Linked DNA regions of Homo sapiens: region 1 is linked to region 2. A link is an interaction called in ENCODE POLR2A ChIA-PET data of the cell type or tissue named here. Cell type or tissue: MCF 10A. All regions are shown on one strand.

Region 1 (5,000 bases), 230 kb after region 2:
ATTATGTGTGACTTCATTTTAGATAGTGCAAAAACTCAAAGTATAACCATGGGAATAGTGGTCTTCAGAGTACCTAGCAAATTATGACTATCTTGTAATCCATATTTTAAAATGTGATGTATAAAGTATACTGGTAAGCTAGAAATTTTTAAATAAAGAAAAAGCTGTGAGTAGAAGGTAAATACTTTACCATGATTTTGGGGGAGGTAATAAGTTTCCACATGACACGTTTTCTTCCAGTGCATTAAATGGCAGCCTAACAACCCAAAGGTTAACACGTCTTAGTGAAGGACAATTAAGCAACCAAAGATGGCAAACATCTCTGAGATGTCAGGTAGGCTCCATCTTTGGTGCAGTTTACAGAAGCCATCCTAAGGCCTAACATAACACCTGGCAAGACAGCTCTGTACACCTCCCTTCCAAAGGGTAGTATGCAGCCTAGAGGCAAGCAAGTATAAATTTTGCAGGACTTATCTAAAAAAGAAATCTACTAAACACAGTAGGTAGGACTGTCCCCAAAAAAGTCACTACAAAAATACATTTGAACTCTTCATCAAATTCCATTAAAAACAAACCAAACAAAAAGGTCTGTTACAAGAGAAAAATTAGAGTGACCATTGATCATCAATGTGCTTTAGTGACACCCCAGCTAAAACCGTAAACTGAAAAGCAGAAGTTCCATTCCAACAGTAAGTAGGCATGCCTACATGTCACGAGACACTGTAAGACTTCAGTGATTGCATCTATCTACAAAAAGTTCAACTTTGTTTCTTGTAACTATATTCATACATATGCATTTATCATAACACTATATTTAAAACAACATATTGAGTTTTCTGTCATGTTGTAATGTTGACCTGATTGGTGGCTGCCAGTCTGAAAAAATACATGTAGGGAAATCTAAATGCATGTATTTATTTTTATATACACACACACACGGGAAGGGGATCCCAAAAGTCTTTACACACATGTGCATGAACTATAAATGCAGTATTTACACACATGTGCATTTACACACATGTGCATGTGGTATTTACACACATATGCATGAACTATAAATGCAGTTTTTACACAGGATGGTCTTAGTGCTGTTTACACACATGTTCATGCACTATAAATGCAGTTTTACTATATACTGTAGATCAGATAGCATGTTTGTGGGTTACATACTTATATTGCATATTTATATTACTAAATCATGTAGTAGTAATATAAATGATATAAATATGCAATATAAATATGTAACCCACAAACATGTTATATGATCTACAGTATAAAGTAAATTATCAGAGTTTTCACTTATGCTAACATTCCCCCCTTTTTTTTCTTCCTTTCTTGGTATTTGGTATCTTTCTTTGAGCAGGAAGTAGAGGGAAGGAGAATATTTGTATGGTGGGTGTCAGAAGTAAATGCTGTATTTTGCTGTAGTGGGTCTGGCTCCTGGGAAGGCAAAATTGGACGGCATATGCCATAGCATCATCTCTCCCCAAGATCCCTGCTAAGACTCAAGCTATTGGAATCCAACTCAGCATGGACTTCCTATTGGCCTGAAACAGAATGCTTCCTCAAGAGCAGTAGCTAAATACAGATGCTCCTTGCCTTGTAAACTGAAAATATCAATGGGTATAATGGGACACAACTCCATCATAAGTTGAGGAGTGTACTGAATGTGTATCACTTTCATACCATTTTAATGTCAAGAAAACCTTAAATCAAACCAAGTTGGGGATGATCTTTCATAGGCAATGACTCCTGCAGCCTCAGGAAACAGTTACGTTCAAAACAATCCCAAGCCAGGCCTCATCCTCTGCTACAAGCTCTTGAAACTCATTATCTATAAGGTTTTACTCTATTCAGCAAGGCCATCAAAAAAGCCTTCAAATGAGTGTTCCACTACAACATAGCCTCATTCACAATGATCCAGTATTGCCAAAACAGCAAGCGTGACCTGATATGAGTCATGATGACAGAAGTTGAGTGGGCTTGTTTAGCAAGCAGTGATCACCAAAATCAAAATTACTAGGTCACTAGAAGTCAAGTGTATAACTTTAGTAATGATGTGCAAATTGCAAAGAGATCAACTCGTGGGGGTGATTGTGAAATTAATGTGGACATTCTAACTCTTGAGTCAGACTGCCTAGGTTCCTTTCCCGATTCCTCCCACTTACCAGCTGTGTGACAGTGCTTCAGTTCTCAAGACTATAAAATGGGGATAATGATATCTATTGCATAGACTTGCCACAAGGATTAAATGGGTTAATACATGTAAAGTGCTTACTATCTGCCTGGTGCATGGTAAATGTTAAATACATCAACGCTTTTGTTAGCTATCATCTTCCGTAGCAAAGGAGATAATAATTACAGATTGTACCACCAATGTGGGGTTTGTAGGCTACATTGCTCTTATTGACTGTGTGAGAGTCCACCTCCAGGTGTTCAAGCCCTGTAGTTTCTAACAGAATTCAAGCAACTTGGGGACCTGGTCAATTCAACTACCTTCTACAGAGGAACTTGTGACAGTTTTAAGAGAAGTGTTAATGCTGATGGCAACAAGCAACAACATTTATACTTTTATGCACAAATATTTGTAGAACTAGGTCTACTATGTACCAGGTATAATTCTGGGCACTGGGGATACAAAAGTATGCGAGACAAATGCTGTCCCTGCTGTCATATAACTTACCTAGTACAAGAGAGAGACAACAAACAAGAAATAAGAGTAGATAGTGGTAAGTGTTCTGAAGATAATAAAACAGGATAAGGTGAAGGTGATATGGGGGTTGGAACATTAGACAGGGTATTCAGGGACAGTCTCTTTGAGGAACTGGTATCTGAGCTGAGACCTGAATGATCAGAAGAAACTGACCACATGAAAGGGTGGAAGAACATTCCAAGCAGAAAGAAAATGAAATTTCAAAACTTGAAGTGCAAGCTAGCTCAGTGTATTTGAAGAAGAAGAGAGATGGCTAAGGGAGATGGATCACAGTGAATAGGGAGGAATACAGTAGGAAACGAGGACGCATATAGTTGGGGGCCTAATCATGCAAGGCTTTCAAGGCCAGGTTAAAGATCTTAAACTTTACTCTTAAGTACAATGAGTAGTACAACCAGCAAGTTTTGAGCAAGGCAGTGACATGATCAGATTTGTATTATTTTTAAAATGGGTCTGGCTGCTCTGTGGAGAATTCTCAAAGGGGCAAGAGTGAAAGAGGGGAGGCCAGTTATGTCTGCCATAAACCAAGTAAGAGAAGATGGTGACCTAAAGCAAGGTAATGGCAGTGCACATGAAGAAGTGGAGAGGCTGGGGACATATATAAGACATCAAGCTGACAAGAATTGCTAATAGACTGGAGGCAGAAGGGAGGTGTCTTCCTCAGAACAAGTATAAGGTAATGTGCACATTCATGAAAGCAGTCTCCCCCATGAAATGTGAAGCAATCAAATGCAACTGCTCAAGCCTGGTAGTCTTCCTATACAAGTATTGCTGTGAAGGAATACCCAGAAAGCACTCTTACTCCACCTGTGGGGTGATTATTAGAGACAGCAAATTGTTACCAACCTCAAAAACCACTACTATCTCTTGGCCATTCATCAAGATTACAACTTAATACTCTGGGTACTAATTTCTATATAGGAGGGCACAAGGAACAGGTTAGTTTCTGTGCCTTAAGGAGTCATCATGGACCTGGAATAACAGCACTGCTGCTAATTCAAGAAATTATGTAGTACAAGTATCTGAGTCTAGTGGGGCTTCTGGTGTGGATTTCCCACTCAAGGAAAAGGTTGTGGGCAGATGGACTGCCCTTTAGGAACTGCTGTCAATCTTGGAAGGCATAATCATCATGCTTAATCTAGAAAAAGCTGTCAAAAAAAACAACACATAGCCTTCAGAAAACTTGCTCCCAAAAAGTGCCTCCTTTTTATAAATCTTAGCCATTTATCTAGCTTCCTCTATTCTTGATGAGACTGTAGATGATACATTCAATATCTTTCAGTTTTTCCAGCTGTCCTTAAATTTAACCTTCTATAGGACAGTCACAGTAAAACTATGTATTGGATGACAAAAACAGATCTGTATTAGTAATTGTACCAGGGGTCCAGAATAAATTAGCACAAATTATAGACTACAAGTGATCACTCAATCTTTAAAACATAAAGCCTTCTAAAATACTGAGGGTCAACTTATATGTTTGGGTCAAACCCTAGCCTCCATATCTATGTTTCATAAGTACAGTGACCACCTGGTTTGTACAAGGGCCAGAACCACCGAACCAACTCAATGATTCCTCAATATAGCTTATCACAATGATGTCAATGGACATCATTTCAATGGAACTTTTGATGGAAAAGCACTGGTGTTTCCTGACTACTCTTTAAACACATCATAATTTAAACTAAGCTCTTAATAAAATTGCATTTTTCAGTCTGAACACCCATGCTATTTGCCCCATCTTTATTATCTGCCACAGAGATACCTAAGCAAATTCATTCAAAAATAGGTTTTTTAAATTCAAAAGAAAGCCTTTGGTTCAAACTTTTGGGGTGTAGCAAACTAGCCTACAGCAATCCTACTTAGAATCTCTATAAGATTTCTTTTGCTCAATCTCCTTTCTTGGGCTCTTTCTCTGGTTTAATGTCCTGTATGATATATATTCATTTTTGTTTTGAGTAATCCTTATTTAAATCATTGTTCCATTTTGCTGCCCAGTCTTGAAAATTCAAATTGTACAAATAACATAAAGGTAAAGAGACATCCATTTTGAATCCAGAAAGAATATACTTCTTTTACTTCTAATGCTCTTCATGGCTATGTTCAGGATTATGTTGGTTTTTCTGAATGTAGAAACAAAAATATCAAAAGTGAATGTCTTTAGGGAGCCCTACATAACAACTCCTAGATCTCTTTCATGGGTTGAAAAATGTACAGAGACCATCTTCTTAGAAACACGGCCACTCATGTCATTTTCCTGCTTTTTCACAGGGTCCTTGTGAAATAGTCC
Region 2 (5,000 bases):
ATCTTTATGTCCATATGAACTCAATGTTGGCTGTTAGGATTCCATAATTATTCAGGACCTCTATAATAGGTACAATGTCACAACCTAATATCTTAGACAATGCTGAAGTTATTTCTTCGTTATGGTTCTCACAACCTAACTTCCTAGGTTTGAAGTTGCTTTGAGAGATACTGTTGTTTCTCATAAGTCAAAGGCAGATAGATGCACCCTCTCCCAAAGACCACTTTCTTTGGGATGGGGTCATGGGATTTGAGGGGTTCTCCTCCATGCTTGTGTTCAGTCTGAAGCAATGATGATGCTATTGCCAGAAGAAATAACACCAACAAATATTGGTGGGGGGGGGGGTTCCTATGAATTTTGTCTTGCATTGTTTTATACAAGAAGTCCTAAACCAAAAAGAAAGAAATAATGAAAATATTTTCAGCCAGGTGGCAATAGTCTTTTTTGATTGAAGCACATTCTCTACTATATAGCTAAATTCATCCTTTGGAATTTTAATTTTCTGTGACTGACACTGTACTCCTCCCCAAGATTAGAAAGCCAGAGCACATGTCAGTGTGCATGCAACTTTCAAATATCCTCTTTTTCATTGCTTTCTGAATAGCCTGGCTATTCTCTTCCAGAACGGAGAAAAATGATTCCCTAGAAATGAGACTTCCTCATCTCTATGCGGCAAAGAGCTCATATTCATTTTCTCAGCCTCTGATAGCTTCAGAAAGGATAGTTATTGTTAGCCTGGACTATTCTTGGAGCCAGAAATGCTGTGGTTGGGGCATTTCATCAACCAAATCACAGTTGTTCTGCCTTCCCATAAGTGATGCTCTGCCATCCTCACATCCTATTAGATTGCTCGAAGAAATAAAGTTCACTATAACTAGATGGTTTCATACAGAATCTTTACTTGTCTATGGCTTTATCTTGTAACAAGTTTTTCTCTTCCAATATGGGGTTGCACAACATACCCAGAGCTGTAGGCAGTACCACAAAACATCCATGTTATTCATTTATTTGTTTATGTAAGAATTACACTGAAAAAGGCAATATTTGTAAACATTTAAAATTATACTCTTTCATTTGCTTTTGTCTTGTGTTCCTTTCCAAGGATTGAAATTTCTCCCATGCAATTTGGATAAAACAGGAAACAGCTTAATTTAACTGCAGTATTCTTGCATTATATACATTTATATACATATTTCTATTAAATAGGCTTGCATACACAGTACTATACAGATACTGAAGCTGGAAGTGAAATAGTCTTTCTCCATTTTGATACACCCAGCCTTGCACCCACAAATTAGATATGGTACTAATTATGTCTATTTAACATATTGGGAGAAGAGTTTTGGAGAGGAAGTTCCAATTTAATTTCTTTTTCCACCAGTGGGAGAGACTCATTCTTGCTTGAATGTCATCAAAATATAAAAAGATGAAAGAAAACAGACAATATAATAAGTAAATCCGAACCCTGCTCAAAACATGTAGCACAATTAGAGCAAAAAAAAAAAACCTGATTCTTAGGGATATTTGGAGAAATGACTGATGCCAGAGCTAGGGTAGGGTAGACACAAAATGAGCCTGAAATGTAAAAAAACATATTATGTTTTGTTATACCAAAAGCATAATAGAAATTTTCATTTCATTGGGAGCATGCCACAAAATGCAGTTAACAAATTGAAAAAAATTCCTGCTGGAAAAATCTGAGACAATATAAGCACCAAAATTACTGAGTAAACCACTGAAAAAATAAGAATTCATGAGTCCACACTGACAGTAATAGATAAATATATAAATAAATATGGGGGAAGGGTTTTTCCTTGAAATAGATTGCTGATAAGTATGAAGGAAGTACTGGAGCTAAAAAATAATTATTTAACAATAATCATAATAAAGACTAAATTAATAAAATATGATAAGTGGAGGCTGAATCTTGGGGGAAATTATGCATATTCTCCAAGTGACTTCCCACAGACAACTTATTAGTTACAAAAAAGTAATATAACCAGTAATTATACATCAAATAATTTGGGCAGCACCTTGACTGGATGATCAAAAGGCAAGAAAAGGCTGTGGACCTGTCCCAGATTAAAGAAGCCTAGCGAGATATGACAATTATATGTGCTACCAGGTTCTAGACTGGATTCTCAACTCAAGGAGAAAATGCTGTAAAGGACACTACTGGGTCAACTGGCATAGTTGGAATATAAGAGATATGTTAGATAAAAGTATTTTGTCATATTCTTAGGCTCATGATGCACATGGCTCACCCGTGAATGGTTCAGAAAAATATTATAAAATTATGTGTGTGTGTGAGGAGACAGAGAGCAAAAGGAGTAAAATATTTATTTTATTTTTATATTCTTTTTTATCTTCTAAAAAAAAGGGGATACATGTGCAGAAAATGCAGGTTTGTTACATAGGTAAACATATGCCATGGTGGTTTGCTTCACCTATTGACCCATCCTCTAAGTTCCCTCCACTCACCCCACACCCCCCCAAGAGGCCCTGGTGTGTGTTTTTCCCCTCTCTGTGTCCATGTGTTCTCAATGTTCAACTCCCACTTATGAGTGAGAATATGCAGTATTTGGTTTCCTGTCCCTGTGTTAGTTTGCTGAAGATGATGGCTTCCAGCTTCATCCATGTCCCTGCAAAGGACATGATCTCATTCCTTTTTATGGCTGCATAGTATTCCATGGTGTATATGTACAGCATTTTCTTTATCCAGTCTATAATTGATGGGCATTTGGGTTGGTTCCATGTTTTTGCTATTGTAAATAGTGCTGCAATAAACATACATGTGCATGTGTCTTTATAGTAGAATGATTTATATTCCTTTGGGTATATACTCAATAATGTGATTGTTGGGTCAAATGGTATTTCTGGTTCTAGATCCTTGAGGAATCGCCATACTGTCTTCTACAATGGTTGCAATAATTTACATTCCCACCAGCGGTAAAAAGTGTTCCTATTTCTCCACAGCCTCACCAGCATCTATTGTTTCCTGACTTTTTAATAATTGCCATTCTGACTGGCATGAGATGTTATCTCATTTTGGTTTTGATTTGCTCTTCTCTGATGATCAGTGATGTTGAGCTTTTTTTCATGTTTGTTGGCCACGTAAATGTCTTCTTTTGAAAAGTGTCTGTTCATATCCTTTGCCCACTTTGTGATGGGGTTGTTTGCCTTTTTCTTGTAAATATGTTTAAGTTCCTTGCAAATTCTGAATATTAGAACTTTGTCACATGGGTAGATTGCAAAAATTTTCTCTCATTCTGTAAGTTGCCTGTTCTCTCTGATGATAGTTTCTTTTGCTGTGCAGAAGCTCTTTAACTTTAGTTAACTAGATCCCATTTGTCAATTTTGGCTTTTGTTGGCATTGCTTTTGGCATTTTTTTCATAAAGTCTTTGCCCATGCCTAGGTCCTGAATGGTATTGCCTAGGTTTTCTTCTAGGGTTTTTATGGTTTTGGGTTTTACATTTAAGTCTTCAGTCCATCTCGAGTTACTTTTTGTATAAGGTGTAAGGAAGGGGTCCAGTTTCAGTTTTCTGCATATGGCTAGCCAGTTTTCCCAGCACCGTTTACTGAATAGGAGATCCTTTACCAATTGCTTGTTATTGCCAGGTTTGTCAAATATCTGATGGTTATAGATTTGTGGTGTTATTTCTGAGGTCTCTGTTCTGCTCCATTGGTTTATATATTTGCTTTGATACCAGTATCATGCTGTTTTTGTTACTGCAGCCTTGTAGTACAGTTTGAAGTCAGGTAGCCTGATGCCTCCAGCTTTGTTCTTTTTGCTTAGGATTATCTTGACTATACAGGGTCTTCTTTGATTCCATATGAAATTTAAAATAATTTTTTCTAATTCTGTAAAAACCGTCAAAGGTAGTTTTATTGGAATAGCATTGAATCTATAACTAACTTTGGGCAGTATGGGCACTTTCACAATATTGATTCTTCCTATCCATGAGGATGGAATGTTTTTCCATTTGTTTAAATTTTCTCTTATTTTCTTTAGCAGTGCTTTGTAGGTCTCTTTGAAGAGGTCCTTCACATCCCTTGTTAGCTGTATTCCTAGGTATTTTATTCTCTTTGTAGCGATTGTGAAAGGCAGTTCATTCATGATTTGGCTCTCTGCTTACCTATTGTTGGTGTCAAGAAATGCTTGTGGTTTTTGCACATTGATTTTATGTCCTGAGACTTTGCTGAAGTTGCTTATCAGTTCAAGAAGTTTTTGGGCTGAGATCATGGGAATTTCTAAATATAAAATCATGTTGTCTGCAAACAGAGACAACTTTACTTCATCTCTTCCATTTTAAATACCTTTATTTCTTTCTCTCCCCTGATTTCTCTGGCCAGTACTTCCAATACTATGTTGAATAGGAGTGTTGAGAGAGGGCATCCTTGTCTTGTACTGGTTTTCAAAGGGAATACTTCCAGCTTTTGCCCATTCAATATGATATTGGCTGTGGGTTTGTCATAAATAGCGCTTATTATTTTGAGATATGTTCCATCAATACCCGGTTTATTGAGAGTTTTTAACATGAAAGGATGTTGAATTTTATCAAAGGCCTTTTCTGCATTTATTGAGATAATCATGTAGTTTTTGTCTTTGATTCTGTTTATGTGATGGATTACATTTATATATTTGCATATGTTGAAACAGCCTTGCATCTCAGGAATAAAGCTGACTTGATCATGGTGGATAAGTTTTCTGATGTGCTGCTGGATTTGGTTTGCCAGTATTTTATTGAGGATTTTCACATCAATGTTCATCAGGGATATTGGCCTGAAGTTTTCTTTTTTTGTTTGTCTCTTCCTGGTTTGGGTATCAGGATGATGCTGGCTTCATAAAATGAGTTAGGGAGAAGTCCCTCCTTTTCAATTGTTTGGAATAGTTTCAGAAGAAATAATACCAACTCCTCTTTGTATTTCTGGTAGAATTCAGCTGTGAATCCATCTGGTTCTGGGCTTTTTTTTTTTTTTTCCTTTGGTAGGCTACTAA

What was found. ChIA-PET counts read pairs that join two places held together with the same protein. Peaks named below come from ENCODE experiments on the same cell type or tissue, not always from the same donor. Only the 100,000 strongest peaks of a DNase experiment are listed, where the experiment ranks them.
Region 1: POLR2A ChIA-PET joins it to region 2 with 5 read pairs; 2 of 35 experiments call an interaction of 5 or more read pairs at or near these places.

Annotation. Positions count from the first base shown.
Region 1 is chrX:85,920,996-85,925,995 of GRCh38, forward strand. The region is part of intron 8 of CHM (CHM Rab escort protein); the gene reads right to left. Among named protein-coding and RNA genes, the nearest start is that of MIR361, 20 kb to the left of the region's middle. In MCF 10A, no CTCF peak of the experiment used is centred here; a DNase peak (open chromatin) is centred at 2,036.
Region 2 is chrX:85,690,851-85,695,850 of GRCh38, forward strand. No RefSeq gene overlaps it. Among named protein-coding and RNA genes, the nearest start is that of MIR1321, 140 kb to the right of the region's middle. In MCF 10A, no CTCF peak of the experiment used is centred here; no DNase peak of the experiment used is centred here.